Linked DNA regions of Homo sapiens: region 1 is linked to region 2. The links are chromatin contacts, found by Hi-C or POLR2A ChIA-PET in ENCODE. All regions are on one chromosome and are shown on one strand. The core of a region is the stretch at or near the end of the contact, and the rest is flanking DNA. Distances in the headings are between cores, read along the strand shown.

What was found. Hi-C counts contacts between places; a loop is a spot of excess contacts on that map. ChIA-PET counts read pairs that join two places held with the same protein, here RNA polymerase II (POLR2A). Pooled maps may share reads with other maps.
Region 1: a pooled map shows a loop between it and region 2 (4-fold over the local background). The contact joins the enhancer-like site here to the promoter of REEP6 in region 2. A Hi-C loop is called at or near these places in 5 of 50 pooled maps. POLR2A ChIA-PET finds 5 or more read pairs at or near these places in 2 of 52 experiments (Caco-2 and activated naive CD8-positive, alpha-beta T cell).

Annotation. Positions count from the first base shown.
Region 1 is chr19:3,283,173-3,288,266 of GRCh38, reverse strand. CELF5 (CUGBP Elav-like family member 5) reads right to left here. Exons shown (of 13, transcript NM_021938.4): 9 at 3,303-3,365; 10 at 2,242-2,325. Among named protein-coding and RNA genes, the nearest start is that of CELF5, 61 kb to the right of the region's middle. Within about 2 kb of position 2,911, at least 10 of the 41 ENCODE cell types and tissues checked have a DNase peak (open chromatin) inside an H3K27ac peak, as active enhancers do.
Region 2 is chr19:1,488,333-1,492,999 of GRCh38, reverse strand. REEP6 (receptor accessory protein 6) reads right to left here and starts at 1,819. Exons shown (of 5, transcript NM_138393.4): 1 at 1,616-1,819. The coding sequence starts at 1,730. PCSK4 (proprotein convertase subtilisin/kexin type 4) reads left to right here and starts at 2,650. Exons shown (of 15, transcript NM_017573.5): 1 at 2,650-2,842; 2 at 3,103-3,207. The coding sequence starts at 2,654. RefSeq lists silencers at 1,571-1,690, 1,721-2,260, 2,481-2,910.

The DNA.
Region 1 (5,094 bases), core at 1,662-4,161, 1.8 Mb before region 2:
TACAGGTGTCAGCCACTGCACCCAGCCAATGCTTGTTCTTGAAATGTAAGTCTGTTCCAATGTAACTGAACAATTTTGAGCATAACCTGAATTTTGCATTTGTTCGTGCACTGCTTCATCCCCACCAAAACTGTGGGCGACCGCTGAAAAACACATCCAGCTGCACTGACCTTCAGAAGAAAATACACGCTGCATGCCACACACCCTCCCACAGCTCCCCCAGTGTGCTGTGAGCTGCACCTTCCCCATCCGGGGTCATGCTATCTGTCTGATTTCAGACAACCCTCCCTCCACCGTTTCACAGTCACATGCAACAACCCTTTCGATGCCGTTTCCACGTGCACATTCTAGGTCTTCTCCAAGGCCAAGCACGGTATTTATTGTAGTCTCATGCATTTCTAAACCACATAACATGGAGAAAACAGTGCTACCATTTCTACTACGTTCCCATCTTTCTTTTCTCTTAACGTGTCACTGATAAAGATTTTTGATTTTGTTGTTGTTTTGTTGTTTTGAGACAGGGTCTCCCTCTGTTGCCCAGGCTGCAGTGCAGTGGCATGATCTTGGCTCAGTGCAGCCTTGACCTCCTGGGCTCAAGTGACCCTCCTGCCGTGGCCTCCCAAAGTGTTGGATTACAGGCGTGAGCCACCGCACCCAGCCAGCTTTCCTCGTTTTTATTTTTTTAATTTAATTTACTTATTTATTTTTGAGATGGAGTCTCGCTCTGTTGCCCAGGCTGAAGTGCAGTGGCGCAATCTTGGCTCACTGCAACCTCCGCCTCCTGGTTCAAGAGATTCTTCTGCCTCAGCCTCCCCAATAGCTGGGATTACAGACACACGCCACCACGCTCGGCTAATTGTTGTATTTTTAGTAGAGATGGGGTTTCACCATGTTGGCCAGGCTGGTCTTGAACTCCTGAGCTCAGGCAATTCACCTGCCTTAGCCTCCCAAAATGCTAGGATTACAGGCATGAGCCACCTCGATTGGCCTACTGTTTTAAAACTTCATTTAAGTGAAGTCTTTTTTATCTGGCTTCTTTCACTCAATATTCTGCCTGTGAAGTTATTCCATGTTGTTGTGAGTATTGGCTACTTATCCTTTTTCACTGCTGTATAGTGTTCCATCGTGCAGCTCCATCCTAATTTATTTATCCATTTACCTGCTGATGAACACTTGGGTTGTTACCAGCTTGGGATTTTTTTCTTTTCTTTTCTTTTTTTTTTTTTTTTTTTGAGACGGAGTCTTGCTCTGTCGCCCAGGCTGGAGTGCAGTGGTGCGATCTCGGCTCACTGCAAGCTCCGCCTCCTGGGTTCATGCCATTCTCCTGCCTCAGCCTCCCGAGTAGCTGGGACCACAGGCGCCCGCCACCACACCCAGCTAATTTTTTCTATTTTTTAGTAGAGACAGGGTTTCCCCGTGTTAGCCAGGATGGTCTCGATCTCCTGACCTTGTGATCCGCCCGCCTCGGCCTCCCAAAGTGCTGGGATTACAGGCGTGAGCCACCGTGCCCGGCCTTTTTTTTTTTTTTTTTTTTTGAGATGGAGTCTTGCTCTCTCACCCAGGCTGGAGTCCAGTGGGGAGATAGTAGCTCACTGAAGCCTTGACCTCCTGGGCTCAGTGATCCTCCTGCTCCAGCCTCCTGAGTAGCTGGGACTACAGGTGCACACCACTACACCTGGCCAATTTTTAATTTTTTTGTAGACATGGGGTCTTGCTAAGCCAGGCTGGTCTTGGACTCCTGGGCTCAAGTGATCCTCCCACCTCGGCCCCCAAAACGCTATGTAATTACAGGCGGGATCTACCGCACATGGCAAGAACTGTATGGATTTGAACCCTGACTGTCAGACTCCAGAATCGAATCCCTCCCTCCTTCGACAGCCTTGGCTTTACTGGGGAGGCCTCATTACCTGATACCTCATCGTGCCATGCCCCAGCCTCAAAAAGGGTTTCCTTTCCAAAAAATCCAGAGAATCACTCTTGGTTCTGGAGAGGGCTGGTAGGAAGTCACTGCTATTCCTACGGGGTCGGGGCGAGCATGGTTCTCTTTTCGGAGGAGGAAACAGAGAGGGAGATTCCCAGGGGTCAGCGGCTGCACCGGGACTCAACTCTGGCCTGTCCAGCCCCCAGGCCGCACTCTCAGCCCCGCGGGTCCCAGAGGCCCGGGCCAGACACGGAGCCTGCAGGTGGACAGGGCGGGCAGAGGGCGGGGCTGGCGCCCAGGGGAGGTTGCGGCCGCCTCACCTTCTCGCTGCTGCTGCTGCAGGAGGGGCGGCGGCTGGGGGACGCTGTGCGCGATGGGCGTGATGGCCGCGGTGGGGTACATGGCTGCGGAGACCGGAGCGAGACACAGGGCGAGGAGGGGCGTGAGGCCACGTGGGCGGCCTGGGCCGCTGGGCGGGGAGGGGGCGGGGCCATAAGAGGGTGGGGCCAAGGCAGGAGTGGGTGTGATCATGGCCTTTGTGGGGAGGGTTTGGGGGCGGGGCCAGGCCAGAGGGCGGGGCCAAGATCACAGACGAAACGGGGAGGGGCTATTGCCTGAGGGGCGGGGCCATGGTGGAGGGCAGGGCCAATACCGAGACGGGGCGGGGAAGGGGGGGTGGGGGCGGACCCCATGGCGTGAGGGGAGGGGTATAGGGGTTGGGCCACAGTAGAGGGCGGGGCCAAGGCTACAGGACAGTCCAGAGTGGGCGGGACCATTGCTTGAGGGGTGGGGTCACAGTGGAGGGCGGGGGCAAGACTGGGATGAAGGGCATGAGTGGGGCGGGGCCGTGACTTGATGGAGGGCTATGTGGGCAGGACCATGAGTTAAGGGGCGGGGCCGCAGCAGAGGGCGGGGTCACAGCCAGGCCTTAAGAAGTAGAGCCAGAGGTAGGGGCGGGGCTTTATCAGAGAGGCGTGGTCAGAGTAAAGGCAGGAAGTGAGGGGCGGGGCTAGGAGCTGCAGGAGGGAGGGTAAGGGGCAGGGCCGAGAGCTGGGGTTGGGTCAGAGCTAGAGACGTGGTCAAGGGGAATTCCCTCTCCCCAACACAGAACATGAGAGGGTAAGGCCATGGGTAAGCGCTGTCCTTAAAGGACAAGGGAAGGTCCTGTTTGCGGGTATAGGTGGTGGTGGGGTGGGACCAGTAACAGGGCCCGGGGTTGAATACAGGACAAGGGGCTAAGGGTGGGCCCTGAGGGGCGGGGCCAGAGGTAGGAGGCGCGGCTAGGCACAGAAGAACGACACGTCCGGGGCGGGCCCTGGGGGCGGGGCCCTAGGCGGGGGCGGGGCCAGGGCCCAGCGCGGGCACGCGGGCTGCCTCCTACCTGTGTACTGCTGGACTCCGGAGAAGGCAGGATGCAGTGTCTCGGCCACAGTCGGGCTCTGAGCTGCGGGCAGACAGAGGGGCTGAGTGGGGCGGGAGCAGCAGAAGTCTTCCATCCACCCCCGATCCTTAAGAGCCGCAAGGACAGCAACAAACACCCCGCCCAGCTTCTCCTCTGTGCTAAACCCTCTGTAGGACCAGGAAGCTGAGGCCGAGGAAGGTGAAGCCACTTGCACAGGGCCACTCAGATAGCAAATGGCAGAAGCTGAACTGGAATCCGGGTTTCTCGGACTCCAGAGAGAGATCACCATCGTCCCCATCTCCCTCTCCCTATCCCGACCCGGTTGCCTCCCAAGGGGGACCCTTCACTCCTCTCTACTCCCTGGATTCACCAGGACTTCAGCCTCCACCTCAAATCACCACCTGCCCCCATCCCCTGCCCCGTCTCCCTCTCCACATGAGTTTCCTCATCAGACACCCTGTAGCTCCCCCATCTAGCTGTAGCCTTCCTGCTACCGCTAGGGAAAGGGGTAGGGGAGGGAAGAAGTTGTCCAGGCCACCAAAGCTGATGATTCTGGGGAAAAATTCAGCCAAACAATTCTGCCCGAATGGAGAGTGTGCTGGAGGGCAGGGGATAGTGGTGGTGACTGTGACTTCAAAGGGGTGGCAGGAAGGAGTTCACTTTGTGGGCAAGAAGCAGTTCTGTATCTTCACTGTGGGAGATCCACAAGTCTGCATCTGTGACAAAATGGCAATTAACCGCCCCTGCACACACACACACACACGTGCACAGAGTGCATACAAAAACTCGTGAAATCAGCTGGGTGTGGTGGCTCACACTTGTGATCCCAACACTTTGGGAGGCCGAGGAAGGAGGATCGCTTGAGCCCAGGAGTTTCGAGACCAGCTTGGGCAACATAGCAAGACCCTCATTTCTTAAAAAATAAAATAAAATCGAAAATTAGCCAAGCATAATGGCACGTGCCTGTAGTCCCAGTGACTTGGGAGGCTGAGGTGAGAGGTGAGAGGATCGCTTCAGCCCAGGAGTTCGAGAGTTCAAGGCTGCAGCGAGCTATGATCACGCCACTGCACTCCAGCCTGGGCGACAGAGTGAGACTCTGTCGCTAAATAAATAAATGGTGAAATTTGAATACCGTCTGGAGTTGAATTAATTGTATGGTGCCAGTGTTAGTTTCCTGGGTTTGACAGTGACCTATGATTAGATAAGCTGCTGGCATCAGGGAAGCTGTGTGAAGGGTACCTGGGACTGCTCTGTGGTATTTTGGTAACTCCCTGTGAACCTCCAATCATTTCAAAATAAAATGTTAAGGCCAGTCACAGTGGCTCACACCTATAATCCCGGCACTTTGGGAGGCCTGCTTGAGCCCAGGAATTTGAGGCCAGCCTGGGCAACACAGCAAGATCCCGTCTGTACAAAAATTTAAAAATTAGCCGGGCGTGATGGCACATGCTTGTAGTCCCAGCTACAAGGAAGGCTGAGGTGGGAGGATTGCTTAAGCCCCAGAGATGGAGGCGGCAGTGAGCTGCGACGACACCACTGCACTCCAGCCTGAGTGACACAGTGAGACACTGTCTCTAAAACTAAATAAATAAAAATAATTAAAAAAATAAAAAGTTAGAAACAAATTCTCCTACATGGTGGAAAGACAGATAACTTACTTCACATAAATTAGATGTTGGAAGATGTTTGCCCTAAAATTGTAGGTGTAGCATAGAGAAAGGAAGGACCTCTGCTTCATGAAAGCAGGTGCAGCCTAAATCAGTGGGTCATT
Region 2 (4,667 bases), core at 570-3,069:
CCCAGGCAGCCCCTCCCTGCTGCCTGCCTCCTGGGCGCTCTACGACCTAAATTCCTGCCCACTAGCCCCAGGGATGTGGAAAGGGAGGGCAGAGGTCAGGGACCTGCTCCCGGGGGCAGGCACAGCCGGGCCATGCCCATGCCACCTGCTGCGCTGCACATGGGACCAGGCACCTGGGGACCTCCAGGGTGTGGGCACAGACTTCAGACTGTTCTGGCGCTGCCTGGCATGGGAACCCCCAGATGGTGGGAAAATTGGGGGGGAACTGGACTCCTGGGATCCACCTGCAGAAGGTGCTCAAAAAAGTGGCACTGTCCTCTACCCAGAATACCCCAGGCCCAGAGCAAGTCCTTGTGAGTCATTCTGCGGAGCTTCCTGGAAGAGAAGGCAGAGCCAGTGGGGCTGGGAGCACCACACAAACGGAAGAAAGGCTGGGTGCAGTGGCTTCCACCTGTAATCCCAGAGCTTTGGGAGGCTGAGGCAGGAGGATCGCTTGAGCCCAGAAGTTTAAGACTAGTCTGGGTAACATAGTGAGACCCTGTCTCTTAAAAAAGTTAATTTTAAAAAGTTTTAGGCCAGGCAAGGTGGCTCATGCCTGTAATCCCAGCAGTTTGGGAGGCCGAGGTGGGCAGATCACCTGAGGCCAGGAGTTCAAGACCAGCCTGGCCAACATGGTGAAACCCCGTTTCACCATGTTGAACGGCTAAAAATACAAAAGTTAGCCGGGCATGGTGGTGGGTACCTGTAATCCCAGCTACTTGGTAGACTGAGGCAGGAGAATCGCTTGAACCCAGGAGGTGGAGGTTGCAGTGAGCCAAGATCACACCACTGCACTCCAGCCTGGGCAGCAGAGCAAGACTCGGTCTCAAAAAAAAGTTTTAAAGGTGGGGAGGGAGGCATTTAAGGAGCGTTTACTACATGCTCTTGCTAGAGATTTGGAAAGGGGAAGGGGCGCGCAGCGTCACCAAGGGTGAAAGTCACGGAAGAACTGTAATGGAGTCACAATCGGGGTGCCTGGATCTCCGGCTCTGTGGGCCCCAGTCCAGCCTCCCCACATCACAGCCGTCAGACAACCCAACTCCGTCTTAACAAACATTTACGCTCGGTGGCACTAAGCCATTGAGCTGGGGGAAGGTGAGCTAGGGCAGGAGAGGAGGAGGAAAGGAGAAGGGTCCTGGGCAGGCCCCCAGGACGGTCCGTTCCCCTTCCCGCCAGGAGCCTCCCCTCAGAAAAACGGGAAGATCTCTACTGTTGCAGCCAGGCCGGGGTCCACGGGGGAAGGGGGACGGCGAAACGCGCAGGACACTGGCATCCCGACCCCTCTGGGGCCACTGGGCAACTGGAAGAACCGGACTTCGGCATGGCAGGCACCCAGCGCCCGGAAGGAGGCGTCGGGGGGCGGCCAGGGGCGGAAGCTAGAGAGGGGTGGCCCGGGAGCAGGGTCGCAGGGCGCGGGCAAGGGAAGGGCTGCGGGCGGACCTCGAGGTCCCAGTCACCTCGCGCGCTCCACCGGCCGGACCGGACCCCGTAGCCGGGGAAGGAGTCCGGTCTGCGACCCCCAGGCCCATGGCCTCGGTGTGCCCGTCGGCGAAACGGGCTAGCGCCGACGGCTCACCTGCAGCCAGATACCGCTTCTCCACCCCGGTCTTGGCCTCCAGCGCCCCCAGCACTTCGGTGACCAGGTTCCTTTGCTCCAGGAAGTGCTCCACGCGCTGCCTCAGGCCGTCCATGGCCCCGACGCGCCCGGGGTTGGCTGCTCGAGCTCGCCCGCGGACCAGGGCACCCACCCCGCTGCACGCGCACCGCTTTCCCGCAGCCTGAGCCGCGATGCTCCGGCCCCGCGCCGGTGTCCGCCCCCGGCCCCCCGCTAGGACCAATGGGAGGGCAGGGCGGACAAAGGAGGAGGGGCCTGCCCCGTCTCCCCCGCCGCATAGCCCTCCGCCACGGCCGCCGCTGCCCAGACCCCGCCGGGAGAGGGCGGGGCGCGGCGGCCCAGGGCACCGATTGGCCGGGCCGGAGCGAGACGTAGCTGATTGGAAGGGCGGTGTCAGAGGATGGGATTATTGGCTGAAGGGTGGAGCCAGGGCGAGGAGAGGCGTGGGGGGGCGGAACCGGGGGGAGGGGCTAAAGAAACATCCGAGCCGATTGGAGAAACGGGACGCGATTCATTGGCGAGACCAGTGGAGGGCGGGGCTGATCACAAAGGAGGCAGGGCGGAATGGTAGGGGCGGGAACGGGGCGAGGCTTATCGGAGGAGGCGGGATTACGCAAAAGAATGATTCTGATTAGGCCGGACAGGAGGCCGGGCTGATTCTCGAAGGAGGGGTGTGTTGGAAAGTGGGAGAGGTCAAACAAAGGGTAGGACGCGTTATCGCAACAGTGAACCCGCTTCTCTGGGTTAGTCTTGTCGTTGTACAAATGGGAAAACTGAGGCTCCCGAGGGTGTGGGTCTGCGGAAGACGGGCAGGCGTGCGTCCCTCTCCCGCTTCTGTTAGATCTTCGCGCCCCTCCTGGCTGAGTAGCCGCAAGGCCCCCTGGGAGTCGAAGCCTTCTGCGTTGCTATGGCGCCGGGGGCGGGTCGGACGCCTGGGCCCACTCGGCGGTTTGGCGGGAGGGAGGGGATTTGCGCAGGCCCCGCTCCCGCCCCGCCTCCATGCGGCCCGCCCCGATTGCGCTGTGGCTGCGCCTGGTCTTGGCCCTGGCCCTTGTCCGCCCCCGGGCTGTGGGGTGGGCCCCGGTCCGAGCCCCCATCTATGTCAGCAGCTGGGCCGTCCAGGTGTCCCAGGGTAACCGGGAGGTCGAGCGCCTGGCACGCAAATTCGGCTTCGTCAACCTGGGGCCGGTGGGTGGGACCGGGATAGACGGGAAGTGGGGGCTTGGAGGGGACTGAACAACCCTAGACCCCGACAAGGGGGAGGGAGCCCACAAGGTCTTCTAAATATCAAGAGTCCCAGCCCACCCCTGCCTCAGCCAAGCTCAGCTTCTGGGACTCCCAGAGAGCACCTGCTGGGGAAGGACAAAGAAGGGGGCTGTTACCGGCCCTCGGGGGCTTCAGCAGGGGAGCCGGGTCCCATCGGTGCGGCCGCTTCCCCACATCCCCAGATCTTCCCTGACGGGCAGTACTTTCACCTGCGGCACCGGGGCGTGGTCCAGCAGTCCCTGACCCCGCACTGGGGCCACCGCCTGCACCTGAAGAAAAACCCCAAGGTGAGCCTGGCCTGGAGGCCAACCCCCTGCCCGGGGTCTCAGCTGCCTCCTGGGGCCACCAGCCATCTTCTGTGGTTCTCGTGGTTGTTATGAACAGCTGTGTGCTTTCTGTGGCTCAGACCCGCCCGGGCCCCAAGTCTATACAGCAAGAGGAGGCAGGAAGACCCAGATACGGAAATCATGGCGCCTGCCAGGGCCTGGTACACAGTGGGCACCTCTTGTCCTCCCCCTCCCTCCTCTGGGCCCCAGGGGCTCTGGTAAGGAGGGACAGACGGCGTGACTTCCCCACCGTCTAGGTCATGGGATGGAGGGAAGGGGATTTTACGACACCGTAATGGGTTCCAAAGAGTAGGAGGCTTGGCCCGGCGCGGTGGCTCACGCCTGTAATCCCAGCACTTTGGGAGGCGGAGGCGGTCGGATCACAAGGTCAGGAAATCGAGACGAGATCCTAGCGAACACGGTGAAACCCTGTCTCTACTGAAAATACAAAAAAATTAGCCGGGCATGGTGGCAGGCGCCTGTAGTCCCAGCTATTCAGGAGGCTTAGGCAGGAGAATGGTGTGAACCCGGGAGGCGGAGCTTGCAGTGAGCCGAGATCGCGCCATTGCACTCCAGCCTGGGCGACAGAGCGAGACTCCGTCTCAAAAAAAAAAAAAAAAAAAGTAGGAGGCTTACAGTCACCCAGTGGCCCTCAGGACGCAGTGTCCAGGCGCTCAGAAAGGGGCCTGGGTCCCATCGGGCTGGGCCCTGTCTAGAAAATGCCTGGGATGTCAAGCTGAGGGGTTGGGATGGAGCCTGGGAAGCCCTCGGAGGCCAGGAAGTGCCTTGAACAGGACTGGACAGCTGCCTGCTTACAGCACCGGGAGGGAGAGCAGTGGCCAGTTCCTGATGTGGTTTGCAAGAGAGAAGCCAGGCCTGGCGTGGTGGTTCATGCCTGTAATCCCGGCACTTCGGGAGGCCAAGGCAGGCAGATCACTTAAGCTCAGGAGTTCGAGACCAGCCTGATCAACATGGCGAAACCCCATCTCTACTAAATGTACAAAAATTAGCCGGGCATGGTGGTGTGCGCCTGTAGTCCCAGCTACTTGGGAGGCTGAGGTAGGAGAATCGCTTGAACCCAGGAGGCAGAGGTTGCAGTGAGCCAAGATTGCGCCACTGCACCCCAGCCTGGGCGACAGAACAAGACTCTGTCTCAAAAAAAGAAAAAAAATAAGGAAGTGATGCAGGAGAGAGATAGAAGGATCTAGAACAGGGATGGGGGAGAGAGTGGGGTGGGGACCCGGGGACCTGCAGTCACCCGCGGCAGCAACGACGCGTCTGTGGGCCCAAGGACAGGTGGTCCAAAAGCCTCGACCCCTTCCGACTGCAGACAGAGCCCCAGGCACATGGGGACCCTGGAGAGCAACCCCCACAAACACAGGGTCCCAGGGCACGGGGCTGCCTCACTCCCTGAACCACGA